2 separate regions of the Homo sapiens genome follow, and region 1 is linked to region 2. Evidence: chromatin loops called from intact Hi-C (ENCODE). Cell type or tissue: dorsolateral prefrontal cortex. All regions are shown on one strand. Each heading gives the region's core, and the rest is flanking DNA. Links, peaks and the distances in the headings are about the cores only.

The links. Hi-C counts contacts between places; a loop is a spot of excess contacts. Peaks named below come from ENCODE experiments on the same cell type or tissue, not always from the same donor. Only the 100,000 strongest peaks of a DNase experiment are listed, where the experiment ranks them.
Region 1: it touches region 2 in a loop (2.3-fold over the local background); 6 of 110 quality-filtered maps call a loop at or near these places.

The regions. Positions count from the first base shown.
Region 1 is chr10:118,719,542-118,722,345 of GRCh38, reverse strand. All of the region lies in intron 3 of CACUL1 (CDK2 associated cullin domain 1), which reads left to right. Among named protein-coding and RNA genes, the nearest start is that of CACUL1, 34 kb to the left of the region's middle. In dorsolateral prefrontal cortex, for the core only: CTCF peaks have their summits at 935 and 1,142 (motif pointing right); a DNase peak (open chromatin) is centred at 1,135.
Region 2 is chr10:118,668,242-118,671,045 of GRCh38, reverse strand. No RefSeq gene overlaps it. Among named protein-coding and RNA genes, the nearest start is that of PRLHR, 74 kb to the right of the region's middle. In dorsolateral prefrontal cortex, for the core only: no CTCF peak of the experiment used is centred there; DNase peaks (open chromatin) are centred at 1,425, 1,839 and 2,587; H3K4me3 peaks cover 1,097 bases; H3K27ac peaks cover 2,276 bases.

The DNA.
Region 1 (2,804 bases), core at 113-2,612, 51 kb before region 2:
AGGCTGAGGCGGGCAAGATCACCTGAGGTCGGGAGATCGAGACCAGCCTGACCAACATGGAGAAACCCCATCTCTACTAAAAAAAAAATACAAAATTAGCCGGGCATGGTGGCACATGCCTGTAGTCCCAGCTACTTAGGAGGCTGAGGCAGGAGAATCACTTGAACCTGGGAGGCGGAGGTTGCAGTGAGCCGAGATCGCACCATTGCACTCTAGCCTGGGTGACAAGAGCGAAACTCCGTCTCAAGAAAAAAAAAAAAAAAAAGTTTGTTTCTGGAGTTTTCTGTTTAATATTTTCAGACTGTGGTAACTTAAATCTCAGAAAGGGAAACTGGATAAGGTGGGGGACTACTATCATGGATAGATGGATATAAAATCTTTTAAAACTGTCTTAAATGACACTTCCTCATTTCATTTTTTCTATGTGTATTTCTGAATCCAGAATCCATTGAAACAATTGTGAGGCATTTTCTCCCCAAGTAATGTTGATACATTTATTGTATATGCTAATGTGTTATCTAAAAGAGAGTATATTTTCACCAAATAAAAATATTCTGACATTTTGATGTAGTAGTTTTATAGTCAGTGACCCATTAACAGTTCTTTTGTCAGTGCTTTGGAACTCACACTGTACGTTAGCCCCAGTAAACAGTGTTGACACAGAGATTTGGTTCCTAGGTCAGGACAGTAACATTCAAGTGGGAAGATTAGCGCCGATATTACTAACCTGCATTCAGGGTCCTGTTGAGGAGAGACCACAGAGACAAAGGTGCTGGGAAATGTTGCAATTTTTATCTCAAATAAGGCTGAATTTACAGTAGTTTTAAGTATTTCACTTTTAATTAAAAGGAAGTTAACTGATTACATTTAAACCATTTTAATAAAATTAGAGTGATGTTGATGTCTAACTGTATCTTGGTTTTAAGCAAAATAAGTAAGTTGACTGTCAAATTAATAATGGAAATTAATAGAAACTAAACCATAATCAGCCAACAGTACTTAACTTTGATTCACTATTTATAAACTCCAATTTGCATATAAAATCTTTACTGCCAGATTGCCAATAAACTGAGCTAGTCCCTTGGTAGTTAAAATCAGAGCAAGGATTGCGTTGCTATTTATTTTTTGTCCAGTGGGTGGCAGCATAACTCAACTGGTTATCTTGTGTACGGTCATTTGAAATTTTTTATGTGTTTTAAAGGTTTTAATTTCTAAATCTCTTGTACTACAAAGTGTATTCTAAGAAAACTTTCCTCCAAATACTCTGTTTATTTCTTGCTAAAGTGAATAAGATTTTAGATAATAAGAAAATTGCTTGATATCCTTTCTTCATAGGTTTCAAATAAAATAAATATTGCAACTGGTAAATAGCCCTTTACATGTGTGTTCTACTGAAAATGTTTCTAAGTTATGTGGAGATCTATTTTTTTCCTCTCTACTAGAACTTAAAGCAGTTGTCATGGCAAACCCAGGAATTTGCCAGGGAGACACCCTAACCCTCGATCATTCAATAGGCTCTCATTCAGACCATGATTCTAATAAGTTTACTATCTTCCTTTGAAAGAAAGGATTTTGTTTGTATTTTCATGTGCCTTCATAGGACTTAACATAATACCAGGCCCAAAAATAGAGATCCAGTAAAAAGTACTTGGTATAAGTTGATTACAAAAACATATGCTGGCTTTACCACTGACATTACCAGAGGCATGTGTTTGTTCCAGGTAAAACATCATCCAGAACTTGGAAAATGAGCAGGAGAGTAAAATCACATAAATAATAGCTGTTTGCATTTGTACAGAGTACATTTGCATGGTGTACAGAGTACAATTATGAATTGTATTCTTTTTAAGATATACTTTCTTTGAGACCAAACTGTGTAATTTAAGTTAGAAAAGAAAAGGAAAAAGGTTTCCTTTCCAAAATAATAGCAAATAGGTGTAAGTAGTGTAAGTAAGTTACTGTTTGCTAAGTGTTACATAGAGATAAAGTATGTGGGGAAGTGAGAAGTCAGCCTAGGGTATCTGGCTTCTTTGGATATTTCTCCATTTAGTAATCCTTGAACCTTTTATAGCACCTAGCCAGTTACTTTAAAAGCTAGTATTAGATTACAGATTATTTCATGTAGATAAGCTAAATGAACCCAGGAACACAGAAGCCAGGTTTAATTCAGTTTATTAAGTCCAAATAGTATTTGGAAAATTAAGGAAGTCTTATTTTAGAAATAAATCAAGAAAAAAATTTCATATAATAATAGCTTAAGAAGTAAAAGATCTAAGTGAAAAGAGAAATATCTTCTATCTAAGACTCAATTGACTTTATTGTAGTTTTCAATTGAAAACCATGCTTACAGTTTATATGAGAAGTGTCTAATATGTATATTATAGCTCTTAAATAGCTCCTGAAGATCAGTTACCTTCTATATCACTATTTTTTGGATATTATTCTAATATGGAAATAATATCTGCATAGCAAGAATGAGAATGGAATGTCAGATATGTTTGTCTATTTGGAAAGAAATTCCTTTTTTTTTTTTTGAGACGGAATTTAGCTCTTGTTGCCCAGGCTGGAGTGCAATGGTGCCATCTCGGCTCACCGCAACCTCCGCCTCCAGGATTCAAGCGATTCTCCTGCCTTGGCCCCCTGAGTAGCTGGGATTACAGGCATGTGCCACCACACCCGGCTAATTTTATATTTTTAGTAGAGACGGGATTTCTCCACGTTGGTCAGGCTGGTCTTGAACTCCTGACCTCAGGTAATCTGCCCGCCTTGGCTTCCCAAAGTGCTGGGATTACAGGTGTGAGCCA
Region 2 (2,804 bases), core at 228-2,727:
CCTAACTAATACAGAGCCCTTGATCCCCGATGACCCACCAGCAGAGAAACCCAGGTGTCCTCTTACACTGACTGGCATCCCGGGGGTCCTTGCCCAGCTCCAAAGTGAGCTGCATGAGCAGGGTCTGGTGAATGAATGCCTCTGCACAGTTGCTGGCACATCTCTCAAAGCCCCGGTCCAAACCTTTTAATGGACTACAAAACACTGCTGGCCGCGTCTCTCCCCCAGCTGACCATTTGTAAATTGCTTTCGCCCTGATGCCTGATGGGGTGAAAAATGCATTTCCCATATCCAGACTGCAGCAGGTGGATTTCTGCCGCCACTGCAGCAGGAGCTCACAGGGCCAGCCTGGCAGCTTTGGCCCTGGCCCTCAGCCTGTGAGAGCACTGGTGGCCTTCTGGGAGTGGGTGGGCAGGTGACGGGCCCTGTTTGGGGACCCTTGCCCACACACCACAGGTTCTAATGGCTGGAATGGGCAGGGGCGAGGGTGGTCCTCTGATCACTGGTCACAGGATCTGCTGGAAGGGAGCCTCCGCTCCCACCCTGCTTCACTGGGTCCTGAGCAGGACACTGAATCTCAGGCCTCAGTTTTTGTTCTCTAAATGAGGCCCCTATTGAGCAGGTCCTTGCTTTGTGCCTGGCATCTTATTTCTCATGTCCCTGGGGTCTGTGCTGCTGCTCCCTCCATTCTCCATGCCAGGTTTGTTGCTGTGTCCTACTAGGGCTATCTGACTCCAGGGGGACATCGGGTACACTGGTGGCACTGCTAGGTGCCCACCCAGATTGAGGGTGGGTCTGCCTTTCCCAGTTCACTAACTCAAATGTTAATCTCCTTTGGCAACACCCCCACCCTGAGGACCCCTATTGTCCTCAGGGCCGTCCCCTCTGACACTGCCAGCAGCTGTTGGGACAGCACCATGGCATCTGCCTTCTTGGAGGGCTGCCGCCTCTCTGTCCCCTTCCTCTGAGTGAGACAGAGAGGAGTGAGAGCTGGATGCTGTCACATCATCTTTCCGGGGTTCAGCATGGGTGCTGGTTAGGAGCACAGGCCTCTAAAACTCTGTCTCTGCCTACAGAAGTCTCCATCCCCCACCCATAAGCTGGGGGTGCCCTCTACTAGAAATGGGTTAGCACTAACATTACAGACAATAATAGTAGCTATGATTATTTAGATGACTTTTCTCTTTAAAGGAAAACAGTTATCACTTAGTAAGTATTGAAAAAAACAGCAGTAATTATTATACTGTCTAGCCAAAGCCTGTTCAAGTTCCCTTTTAACTTTCTCTTCTTTGGGCTAAAATTAGATTTGTGTTTTCTTTTAACTCAATAAACAGTCACTGAGCAGCCTCCACGTATTAGATTAGACGATCTCCATGGTAATCCGGAGCGCCTGCATCTGATTAAATCTGTACCCAGGCCTCCGTCCAAGGCTGCGGTCCCTGAAAGGAAGTCCTTGTGGAAAAACAGTAGCTTTCAATTACCGAGTGTTTCTGTCGTCAGGCTTGCGCTAAGCACTTTATATACAAATTGGCATTTAATGACCAAAACAGTCCCATGGCGGGGCTTCTAATCCTGTTTTACAAATGGGATAAGTGGAGTTCAGAGAAATCCAGTAATTTATCCAGAGTCCCTCAGGTACCAGGGGACAGAGCTGGGTCCAACTCGGGTCTGACCCCGAGGCTGTGCCTTTTTCTCCCAGGCCACGCTGCAGACCCCAGGGAGTGGCACAGTGGGAATGAAACTCTGAGCCACTTCCGCAATTTAGCCTGTTAATAGGAAGCGAACATCTACCCCCAAATGCTGCTCAGACTGGCTCATTTGGCAGCTTCCTCTGATGAGCTGAAATGCTGCTGCTCTGCGGCCACCCTGGGAGTCTCATTCTGGTCTAATGGGCTCTGATGGGCAGTTAGAGATGTGATAGATAAAGCAGAGAATGAGTTAGCACCTAACCACGATGGGGGCAGGCAGCCTCTTCCTAAGCAAAGAGTCCGGTGGGACCGAGAGCTACGTGATGGAAGGGCTCTGTCCCCAACCTGGGAGGGGTTGGGATACTTAGGTCAGGGAGCAGAGTTGGAGCTAGAGTTCCACCCTCCTTCTTCCTCATCTGCTCAGAAACGGAGTGATGAGAACATAAATTCAGCCCCAAGGAGTCAAGAAGGACCTGAGAGGCAAACACTGAACAGCCAGTGCCATCTCATGCCCCACCCCACAGCTACCCCAAGAAGTAGGTACTCTGATTATTCTGTTTTCAGACGAGGAGTTAAGGCTCAGAGAGGTACCCGGAGTTACACAGCCAGTAGGTGGCAGAACCACGATGGCCAGACCCCAATCACAGCCCCACCTGAAACTAGACTCCAGCCTAGGAGCCTTGCTTTCTCCTGAAGACCCCACTGGACTGAGACCCCACCACCTGGAGTGCATCTACTGTGCTGGCTAAAAGAGCTGCTTGCTGGAAGCCCAGGTTCCCTGATGTCCGTCTTGCTGCAGAAGTCCAGAGCCTCATGTCAGCCGCCTCCCACAAATCCAGGTCTGGCCAGTGCCCCTTGCCCCCACTCTCAGCAACAACAGCGTTTCCTAGAGCTGTGCCCCAGGTCCTGATGTTCCCTGGCTGAGGGCCCTTGGCCAACAGACTGCGCTTCTGTTTTCTCCTTGGCAAGAAGAGGGCATCCCTGAACATCAGCGTGCTGAACTGTCACTAAGGGAGCTAGTCAGTAATGCAGCTTTTACCCTCCCCACCCCTCCCTACCTCCCTGAGATTCTGAGTCTGCAGGTCTGGAGCAGGGCCCAGAAACCTGCATTTCAGC